Linked DNA regions of Homo sapiens: region 2 is linked to region 1. A link is an interaction called in ENCODE POLR2A ChIA-PET data of the cell type or tissue named here. Cell type or tissue: Panc1. All regions are shown on one strand. Links, peaks and the distances in the headings refer to the core of each region. The heading gives the core; the rest is flanking DNA. Region 1 overlaps GPR107 (G protein-coupled receptor 107). Region 2 overlaps FNBP1 (formin binding protein 1).

The links. Peaks named below come from ENCODE experiments on the same cell type or tissue, not always from the same donor. Only the 100,000 strongest peaks of a DNase experiment are listed, where the experiment ranks them.
Region 2: POLR2A ChIA-PET joins it to region 1 with 6 read pairs; 3 of 35 experiments call an interaction of 5 or more read pairs at or near these places.

The regions. Positions count from the first base shown.
Region 1 is chr9:130,125,646-130,128,562 of GRCh38, reverse strand. It overlaps GPR107 (G protein-coupled receptor 107), which reads right to left. Exons shown (of 18, transcript NM_020960.5): 16 at 997-1,080. Among named protein-coding and RNA genes, the nearest start is that of GPRACR, 17 kb to the left of the region's middle. In Panc1, for the core only: no CTCF peak of the experiment used is centred there; no DNase peak of the experiment used is centred there.
Region 2 is chr9:130,009,765-130,012,681 of GRCh38, reverse strand. The region is part of intron 1 of FNBP1 (formin binding protein 1); the gene reads left to right. Among named protein-coding and RNA genes, the nearest start is that of FNBP1, 32 kb to the left of the region's middle. RefSeq lists enhancers at 1,923-2,002, 2,583-2,632. In Panc1, for the core only: no CTCF peak of the experiment used is centred there; no DNase peak of the experiment used is centred there; H3K27ac peaks cover 325 bases.

The sequences.
Region 1 (2,917 bases), core at 103-2,602:
GACATATTTCCCCACAACCCACCACTCGATGGTTCTTTACTCAGATGCCACTTCCTGCTACAGGGCATTTTCCTTAGACTTGCCGAGGCCTAAACGAGGAGTGTCCTGCCCAGGGCTGACATTTCCGAGGCTGTGCTCTGCTGTGCTTTCACCAGTCTTCATGGGTAGCTTTTAAGAGCTCACCACATACCCACTTCCTCCCACAGTGCCTACAGCACCCAGTGAGTTATTCAAGAAAAAAGTCATTTGGTGGCTTCCTCTAGTAGTTAAGCTAGTTCTAGTTTGTCGCAAAGATACTTATTATCGAAATAATAAAATGGGCAAAGAAGAAGGGCAGCCTGAATTCTAACTACTCAGCCCTGTAACTAAAGGAAAGGACCACATCTCATCTAAGTTCTAATGATTCAGGGCAAATCTTTCTCTACCTGAAGCTTTTCTCTTGACTTTTAAGACTGAAAACTAAAATCAAGAATGCAATTATTTTCAGATTCCTCATAGAATCCAGCAGCATTTCTGGACAAACAGATCATCTCAATTATAGGCCAGAAGAGATGGAAGGAGGCCAAGTGTGGTGGCTCACACCTGTAATCCCAGAACACTGGGAGGCCAAGGTGGGCGGATCACTTGAGATCAGGTGTTTGAGACCAGCCTGGCCAACACTGCAAAGCCCCATCTCTACTAAAAAAACAAAAATTAACTGGGCATGGTGGTGCATCCCTATAATCCCAGCTACTCAGGAGGCTGAGGCAGGAGAATCGCTTGAACCCGGGAGGTGGAGGTTGCAGTGAGCTGAGATTGCGCCACTGCACTCCAGCCTGGGTGACAGAGTGAGACCCTGTCTCAAAAACTAAAAAAAAAATTTTTAGTTAAAAAAAAGAAGAGATGGAAGGTCTTAGTGGTCATTCCCAGATAAATTAGTAACAACTGTTAAGTTACACTTCAAGACTTTATCCTCAGGCATAAATTCTCTGGCATTCTGCCCTGTGAGCAGCGTACCTGGTAGAGCCACTTCCACTGGAATGGAACAGCGAGTTTGAGGAGAAATGCAATGATCCTAGTGAAGTATATGTAACACACAATCTGCATGAGGAGGAAAGAAACAGGAAATCAGATCAACATTAAAATTAGGACACCACTTTAACAATTTGCTTTCACAAATGAACTAGGAAACAGAAAACAGAATCACTCAAAGAAAAGTATGTGACACTTACAGTGTGAATTAATACGTGCAGCGGAGAGACATGGCTACTCTGCTAGTTACACTTGAATTTCTTCTCTCTCTCCAGGTGACCAAGATATTGCTAACAGCCACACCCACCGGGAGCACAAGACACTTTAGTCAGGTTGTTCTTAACCCTTCCTCACCCTATCCACAGACATAAGCCCTTGATTTCAATCTCCAAAGATTTTATTTCTTATGCTCAGGCTTTGAGGAATATTTACCAGTAGTAATAGCAAAATAAAGCCACACAGGGAAATTACTGACTTCTGTCCTCTTCTCTGGCAGATGCTGCAAGCATTCGAGGTCCACACTCACAGAAGTACAAATACTACCAAGTTCTCTAGCAAGACAGGATGCCTTCATTTCTCCTTGCAGTGACAAAGACTCAATGTGCTGGCCACTAGAGCATGGCCTGTGCAAGGGGACTAAGCTCAGCTGGCCTGCTGGTCAAGGACCACTCATTATCACTGCATGCAACAAGAGAGGTTCTGTGATGACCTGTGCCTATTTGGTGGATGACATAAAATCCATGGGAAAGAAAAAATAAAACAAAGAAAGAAAAAAAAAATCAACCCCAAGTGGAGTGTCTGCTCTTGCATCTCTCTCTACCACTGAAGTCTGATGTTTGCTTGAGCAAAGGAACTGTCTGAAGTGACAATGCCAAACGAACAGATGAAAGACTTGGAAACAGGGCCGGGCGCGATGGCTCACGCCTATAATCCCAGCACTTTGGGAGGCCGAGGTGGGTGGATCACCTGAGGTCAGGAGTTCGAGACCAGCCTGACCAACACGGAGAAAACCCGTCTCTACTAAAAATACAAAATTAGCCAGGCGTGGCATGGTGGCGCATGACTGTAATCCCAGCTACTCGGGAGGCTGAGGCAAGAGAATCGCTTGAACCCAAGAGGCGGAGGTTGCAGTGAGCCGAGATCACGCCATTGCACTCCAGCCTGGGAGACAAGAGCGAAACTCCGTCTCAAAAAAAAAAAAAAAAAAAAGACTTGGAAACGTTCTTTCAAGACTCAGGAAGCAAACTAACTCTGGGAGGCCTATACCTTATATATTCCAAGAAATTATGATCCTAATAATTTCTAGCAAGCTCTGTCTTTTGGTGCTAGCTGATAGAACTTTTCATGTCCATCAGAGTCCTGTTTTAGGTTTTAAAAAAACTGTCTTAACTTTTCTGTTCTTAAGGAAAATTTATTACCACAACATGTAACTAGTTTTCTGCAGGGAAATTTGAAAGAAGAGAGAGGTAGATACTCCAATTTTTTTTTTTTTTTTGAGACAGAGTCTCGCTCTGTCGCCCAGGCTGGAGTGCAGTGGCACTCTATCTCGGCTTACTGCAACCTCAGCCTCCTGGGTTCAAGCGATTCTCCTGCCTCAGCCTGCCAAGTAGCTGGGACTACAAGCACACGCCACCATGCCCAGCTAATTTTTTTATTTTTTATTTTTAGTAGAGATGGGGTTTCACCATGTTGGACAGGATGGTCTCGATCTCCTGACCTCGTGATCTGCCCGCCTCGGTCTCCCAAAGTGCTGGGATTATAGGCATGAGCCACCGCACCCAGCTGATACTCCAATAATTTTTTAAATGAATAAAACAAAAATGGCTGCAGAAGAACATGACAGTGTGATCCCATTTTTCTAAATGAGTAAAAATAGTGGCCGGGATCGCACTACTGCACTCCAGCC
Region 2 (2,917 bases), core at 124-2,623, 120 kb after region 1:
GGCGACAGAGCGAGACTCCATCTCAATTAAAAAACAAAACAAAACAAAACAAAACAAATTTCCTACCTCAGGATCCAAAAGATATTATCCTATATTGTCTCCTAAAAGTTTTATAGCCTAGCCTTTTACATTTAGGTTCTTAATTCTTAATCCACCTGGAATAAGTTTTTGTATATTTTTAAAAGTAGAGGTTTTATCTCATTTTTCCCGATAGATATGCAATTATCCCCGTACCTCTTATTGAACAGCTTGTTCTTTCCCCACTGGTTGATGACAATGATGATGATGATGATGAAAATGATAGCATTAACACTTACTGAGGGCTTACCATGTGCCAGGCATATGCTAAGCATGAGGTAATTTACTAATCCTTTTAGTAACTCAGTGAGTAGGTCCTGCTTCTATCCTCTTTTGAGTTGAGAAACAGCAACACAGAAGTTAAATACTTGCTTCATGTGGCATACCTAGTAGTCAAAGAGCCAGCATTCAAACCAATTTATTCTAGTTCCAGAATCCAGATTCTTAGCCATTAGGCTCTGCATCTTTTCTACATGGCTACATCTATCCTAAATCAAAAGTCATTTTTGCATGGACCTGTTCCTGGCCTTTCAATTCTTTGTATTTGTCTATGTCTTTGTCCCTGGCCAATAGCACAAAGCCTCTTAATTAACTTTAGAATAAGTCAGTATCTGGTGTGGCTACTATTCCTACCTTGTTGTTCTTCAAGAGTGTTTTGGCTATTAATTGACCTTTGCATCTTGATTTAAATCTTAGAATTTTGTTCTCCAGAAAACTTGTTGGGGTTTTAATTGAACTGCATTGAATCTGTAGATAATCTAGGGGAGGATTGATATATCTATAATATATGGCCTTCCAATCCATGAACATGGTATATTTCTATATTTATTCTGTTTTTCTTTAATGTTGTCTTAGTCCATTTGTGCTGCTATAACAAAATACCTGAGAGTGGATAATTTATAAACAACAGAAATTTATTTCTCACAGTTTTGGAGGCTGGGAAGTTCAAGATCAAGGTGCCAGCAGGTTCAGTGACTGGTGAAGGCCCATTCCTCAGATGGTGCTATCTAGGTGTTGGTGTTGCCACATGGGGAAGGGATGGAAGAGCAACAGCAGCTCTCTGAAGCATCTTTCATATGGGCATTAATCCCATCCATGAGGGTGGAGCCTTCATAGCCTAATCAGTTCCCATAGGCACCAGCTCTTAGTACTGTCACCTTGGAGGTTAAGTTCCAGCATGACTTTTGGAGGATACATTCATTAAAACCTTAGCAAATGCATTTTAATAAAGTTTTATACTTTGCTCTATTATGTTCTTGCACACCTTTTATTATGTTTGTTTCTGTCTACTTGTAATTCTTCATGCTGTTATAAGTAATAATGTTATATATATTTTATATATATATATATATATATATATTTTTTTTTTTTTTTTTTTTTTTTTTTTTGAGATGGAGTCTCACTCTGTCACCCAGGCTGGAGTGCAATGGCACCATCTCAGCTCACTGCAAGCTCCGCCTCCTGGGTTCACGCTGTTCTCCCGCCTCAGCCTCCCGAGTAGCTGGGACTACAGGTGCCTGCCACCACGCCCACCTAACTGTCTCTTGCTTTTCCACCTTCCTTCCATCTCTGCTGTCTGTTTGGCTTGGCTGATTTTTACTTATTCTTCTCATTTCCTCTTAGAAATCCCTCCCTCTGAAAGGCCTTCCCTAATCCCATGTCTATCTTGAGCCCTGCAAGTCTATGTTTCTACTGCTCTTTTAGCCTAGAGTGCTCATTAGCACTCTACTGTTCCCTACTCTCATTCCAGTGCCAGTACAGAGCTTGGCTGAGAGTGAGCTCTCAATAAGAATGGTTGAATTATAGCAACATTTTGGAAGGAGACAAAAAAAAAAAAAAGACCCAAAGAAAAGTGGCTTAGACAACAAGGGCACATTTTCTATCTCACATGACAAAGAGTCCAGAGGCAGGGAAATTCCAGGTTGGTGTCTCAGTTCAGTAATAGCTGAGAAATTGTCATCAAAAAGCCAGGTGCTTTCCATCTCTGGCTCTGCCATTTCAAGCATCACAGGTAGCTATGACCACGTCAAGTAAAGAAGAGGAGGGAGCCGGGTGCAGTGGCTCATGCCTGCAATTCCAGCACTTTGGGAGGCCGAGGCAGGCAGATCACTTTAGGTTAAGAGTTGGAGACCAGCCTTTCCAACATGGTGAAACCCCATCTCTACTAAAAATACAAAAAGTATCCGGGTTTTTTTGGGAGGAAACCTTTCTCAGTACGTGTTTAGTAGATATCTGCTACATCTGGTTAGCCAGGGTAATGTCACATGCCCATGTCTGTGTTGCAAGAGAGATGGAGAAAGTGATCCTGTAATAAGACAGGTGCTCTGCCAAAGGGAAGATGGGATGGATGGGGGATAGCTGCTAGATTGTCAGCCAAGATGCTCAGACAAAAGTGTCTGTTGCAAGGGATATCTCACAGAACCAGTGGCTGGATGAACAGGCCAGTCTCACAAGGGACTTAAATTGGCCAGTGGAAAGTCCACAGGTACATTTTGAACATATGGGGGTAATAATGTCTTGTGTTTGCTTTCCTCTTCATCTCTGCAGATTAGCGTTTTTTCCACTAATTTGGCATGCACATGGACAAAAATTGCCTCTTAGCGATTTTTTTTTTTTTTTTTTTTTGAGACTGGGTCTTGCTCTGTCACCCAGGCTGGAGTACAGTGGCACAATCTCGGCTCATTGCAACCTCCTCCTCTTAAATTCAATGGATTCTCTTGCCTCAGCCTCCTGAGTAGCTGGGATTACAGGTGCAGGTGCGTGCCGCCATGCCAGGCTAATTTTTGTTTTTTGTTTTTGTTATGAGACGGAGTCTTGCTCTGTTACCAGGCTGGAGTGC